Linked DNA regions of Mus musculus: region 2 is linked to region 1. The links are chromatin loops, found by intact Hi-C in ENCODE. Cell type or tissue: heart. All regions are shown on one strand.

Evidence for each region. Peaks named below come from ENCODE experiments on the same cell type or tissue, not always from the same donor. Only the 100,000 strongest peaks of a DNase experiment are listed, where the experiment ranks them.
Region 2: a loop joins it to region 1, with 2.9 times the contacts of the local background. A loop is called at or near these places in 3 of 42 quality-filtered maps.

Annotation. Positions count from the first base shown.
Region 1 is chr8:36,531,464-36,533,963 of GRCm38, forward strand. No RefSeq gene overlaps it. Among named protein-coding and RNA genes, the nearest start is that of Trmt9b, 75 kb to the left of the region's middle. In heart, a CTCF peak has its summit at 1,236 (motif pointing right); DNase peaks (open chromatin) are centred at 1,648 and 2,208; H3K4me3 peaks cover 1,305 bases; H3K27ac peaks cover 1,623 bases.
Region 2 is chr8:36,729,671-36,732,170 of GRCm38, forward strand. All of the region lies in intron 5 of Dlc1 (deleted in liver cancer 1), which reads right to left. Among named protein-coding and RNA genes, the nearest start is that of Dlc1, 220 kb to the right of the region's middle. In heart, a CTCF peak has its summit at 1,281; no DNase peak of the experiment used is centred here; H3K4me3 peaks cover 661 bases; H3K27ac peaks cover 490 bases.

The DNA of each region.
Region 1 (2,500 bases):
CACAAAAATCACCCTGAAAAATTAGAAACAGAACAGAACCCCGGTGGAGCGACAGGAACAGCAATCTACCCACAAAGCTTTTGACCCAAGGATAAGTCCTGTCTACAAGAAATGCAGGGGCTGGGGATGGAGCAGAGGCTGAGGGAATGGCCAACCGACAACCAGCCCAGCTTGAGACCCACCCCATAGATAAGCACCAATCCGAGCTAGAGAAATGGCTCAGCGGTTAAGAACACACTGACTACTGCTCTTCCAAAGGTTCTAGGTTCAAATCCCAGCAACCACATGATGGCTCACAACCATCTGTAATGAGATCTGATGCCCTCTTCTGGAGTGTCAGCTCCAGTGTACTAAGATAAGCACCAATCCCTGACACTATTAATGATACTCTGTTATGCTTGTAGACAGGATTCTAATATAAGTGTCCTCTGAGAGGCTCCACCCACCAACTGACTCACGCAGATGCAGACACCAGCAATGGATGGAACTTGGGGACTCTCATGGAAGAATAGGAAGAAGGATTGCAAGCCCCTAAGGGGATGGAAACTTCACAGGAAGACCAACAGAGTCAACTAACCTGGACCCTTAGGCCTCTCAGAGACTGAACTACCAACCAAAGGACATACACGGGCTGGACCTAGGCCTCCCTGCACATATATAGCAGATGTACAGCTGTGGGTCTTTATGTGGGTCCCGAACAACTGGAGTGGGGACTATCCCAAAGCTGTTGCAAGTACCTGGGATACGTTCTCCTAGCCAGACTGCCTTGTCTGGCCCCAGTGGAAGTGAAGCGCCTAGTCTCGAAGAGACTTGAAGTGCCAGAGTAGGGGAATATCTAGGCAGGCCCCCACCAGCTCAGAGAAGATTGGGGGGTGGGGGGCGGAGGGTTGGGAGGGGGTGTGACCAAGAGGAGGGCAGTGAGCGGGATGTAAAGTGACTAAGTAAAAAGTAAATTTTAAAAAACATGAAGAAAAAGAAAGAAAGAAAGAAAAATTAGAATCCAAATATGACTCTGATCTAAAACACAACACTGAGAAATCTTTGCTTTTCGTGGAGAATCCGGAGATTCTGTAGGTCACAAAACATCGTTGGGGTTTGTAATAAATAAATAAATCTCGACACTCCTAGAGATTAGGAGAGCTAAGTTCAAGGCTTCCCCAGATGTTGGCCTGTTTCAGCCAGCAAAATTTCAAATACCTGTTAATCAGGAAAGCTTTAGCTTTCCATTGAGTCGCTAGATGGCGCTAAACCCGCTTGCGGAGAACCCCCAGGAAGCCGTCAGGGTGGGACAATCAAAGGCTGTCAAACAAGTTTCCTATTTGGTTCTATTTTAAATGTTCCTACTCGGATAAAGACACAGATGAATTAAAAATGCCACGGGTGCACACTTAAACCTAATTGAATGTAATAAGAACAGAACAGAGCTGGATAAGTGACAGGCAGCCCAGCGACTCTGGTCAACCTTTGTCAGGACGAAACCCAATCTCCAAACTCTAGAAGCTCCAGGGACAAAACAGGAAGCAAACACATTGTGGCCTTTCTTGGCAGATAAAGCCCTGACATTTGTAATATTTGTGTAGCGACAATGGGGCCTGGGTAATAAAGGCTCGCGGAGGAGACGGTCTCCAAGCACGGAAATGCAAGAGGATAATAGAGAATTAACTAAAGGGAATACAAAGGCTAAGAACACATGGACTCGCACGGTGTCAGATCATACGGGAGGGAACCGAGGATTTCAGAACAGCAAACCCAGGGGAGCAGAAAGTGAACCTTTGAGCAGAAGCCAGAGAATCTGAGCCGGGAGGAGACTCAGACAGAAACAGACCTGAGCCTGAAGATGAACTACCTTGCCCAAATCCACTCGGGTAATTAGTGGCAGCCACGTGAGGAACCCTCGCTGCGGCTAACTGGTGTCTTTTTTTTTTTTTTTTCCATTAGGCGCGCGTGTCTAGCTGAAAACCTTTCGCAGAGACTCATGAAATGCATGCAGAAGCCGCCCCTTGCCTCCTCTCTCCTCTGCACACACGTGTCCGTGTGCACACACATCCACCATCATAACAATACAGGAAATTGAAGGAAGCCGTTGGAAACCTCGGCGGTGCCTGGTCACTGCTGCCCCAGATAACATATCAAAGGGCAGCCTGGAACCGAGCCCTGCCGCGGGCCTTCACAGAGGAAGCCTGACTCCAGCTGTTGGCCCCTATTTAACACATCTGCCCCATATTCACAAAGAATGCCAGGATACAACCACAAAGGAGTAAAAAGGCTAACCAGTGATCTTTTCCTAAGGAAGAGGACCGAATCCAAGAAGTTTAAAGGGAGGCCTGTTGACCGTGCAGGAAATTTGGTAACTGTGACATCACTGTCTTAGCCAGCCCAGGGAAACAGCCTTTTATGGCAGTCGTTTGAATTAACTCCGCTCAGAGCCCCATTCAATATCGACTGCTCTTAATATTTTGAATTATCATCTAATACATTTTGAAGGGACCTCTCCTAGTAG
Region 2 (2,500 bases), 200 kb after region 1:
CATAAATCAAAGGGGGTGAAATTAAAGCAATCCTTTCTGTTATTTCTCACAAGTGGCAGATCTGTATTTTGTTTATAGAAGACTGCAGATCCTTTTAAATGACAGACAGAATTCTTAAGGGATTTTAAGGCATGGAGAGGTAAATGACAGGTTTGTACATGGAGTAAATAAGGTATCAAAAGTAGAAATATTAAATTATGGGAGTGGGGAGAGAGAGAGAGAGAGAGAGAGAGAGAGAGAGAGAGAGAGAGAGAGAGAGAGAGAGAGAGAGAGAGAGACTCTGACCAAGACATGGGCAAGACAGAAATAACCTAAAAAGGAAACTGTAAAACTTCATCCCATGATCAAACTCTTTGCCTAAGTAGAAACAGCCACACCCTGTGATTGGTCGTAGAGAAGCCTGTGCAAGTCACCAGGACCATCAGCACCACAGCCGTGGCAGTCCAGCCACTATGAGCAGAAGTACTTTCCACCGATGCTTCCAACTCCCTTACCTGTCACCTCATTTGTCGCACAGTGAAGAGGGAGGTGGGGGATCTTCTACCGCCTTGCCCTCCATTCTGCAAGGGAAGGCCAAGCAGGGGTGTCATATAATAACAATTTTCTTCGCTGTTCAGAAAATGACTCTCCGTGAACTCCAAACAGCTGGGCTTTAGTGTTTTGGTCAGTGGGAGGGTTAAGTGGAGAGTTGCTGGAAGGGATGAGTGGCAGTGAGCACGCTTGAGGTTTGGATGTGCAACAGACCCGTCTCTAGTTTACAAATACTGACAGTGTCAGCCATGAGCCAACGACCAGGGAGGACACACAGTGTCCAGGTCCCTAGTCATCAGCGTCAGTTGAAGCGCAGGTTCATTTTCTTTGCCCACATTCTCCACTATATAAACAACCCAGCATGCCTACACTTCTCTCGGAGCCAAGTAACGTGAAGAATTCCTTCAGAGCGACTGGAGTAGCAAAATCCTATTTGCTACCAGAGATGACAGAATGCTTAGTTTTTTGGTTTTGGTTTTTTTTTGTTGTTGTTGTTGTTTTTTGTTTTTTTCATCACACATCAAAAGTAATGATTGTTTTCCAGGTGGTTTGCGTTACTGACTTTATATTGGCTCCTGCATTTGGACTCTACAAATAAGACTGTTAATACATAACAAAAAAAAAAAAAAAGAAAAGAAAAGAAAAAGAAAAAGAAAAAGAAAAAGAAAAAAGGAAAAGAAAAAGAAAAAGAAAAAGAAAGAAATGTGAAGGAAACAGAACTTTCAAGCCATAATATTCTCATATTCATTTGTCCCCCTAGCTGTCAAACTCAACATTTCGTGAAAATCAAAGAGGAAATCCTGGAAAATGGTAATGTTTCAAGTAACCTCTCATTCAAGCTAAAACACCAATACGTAGTCCAAATGTTGTTGTATTAATAATAAAAAATGTTATGATCATGAAGGAATGGTTTTTTTTCTTTCTTTTATTAAGTCAGTCAGTTCTAGCTGGGCATCTTATACTTGTATATCTTATATCGTTGGCCTCCTTTCGTCAACTGGAACCTCTGATTGGATAATTTATAAAGTTTGGCTGCTTTACTTAAGGCATTGCACTTTGTTTTCAAGCAGTAATAACACTGTAAAAATTTAAAAGTAACTCGTTTTCTGTACCCTGTGTTATTAATTAAGTATCGTTATATTAATTAACAATTTAATATTGTTCAACTTCTCCTTGTCATGGGCAATTTTACTTAGATTAACAGAGAAAAAAAAACCATTGATTTAGGATATGACTACTCCCACTTCTAACCTCAGCATTAGGGAGCTGAGGGGGAGCCAGGTCTGGGATATACTGTGAGACCTTGCCTCAAAGATAATATACGAATCACATTCATTCCAACACAGCCTACCAAGGTAGGGAACTTTCGTGTTTATCTTCACAATCTGCCTTATCACATTCACACACCTTAAATTCCCATTCTTCAAGTTCTTGAGACAATTATTTGGTCTCAAGTGATCTTTTGTCAGGAACGTCGCCCAGAAACCTGGATCAACCTTTGGAGGCATGTCTAAGACAGATAACAAATATAACAACAACAACAACAACAACAACAACAACAACAACAACAGCGATGTCAAGAAAAACATACTCTTTGGCCCATCCACGTGGATGGCATAGTAAAGCCCACTAAGGGTACAAAGAAGGAGAGAAGGCTAATTGCAATACCTCTCTCGTCCCGGTCACTCCCCATCCCAGTTAGATGCTATCTGCTGTCAGTTTCTGAATATTCCTCCTCTCCAGAATCAGGCAGAGAACTCCTTTTTTTTTGCTGGAGTCCTTCCACCAGAGCGCTGCCATTGGGTGCCTGTCACGGGAGCCCTAGAACAGCTGAATTGCACCGAGGTACGGAGGTTTTAGTGCAGTTCCAACAGCTGCTTCAGGCACACCTGGTACCTTCTTGGAACTCTGAGCTTCCGCTGGAGGAAACACCAGCTGACTGACGTTGGGCCGGATTCCCACTGACCCA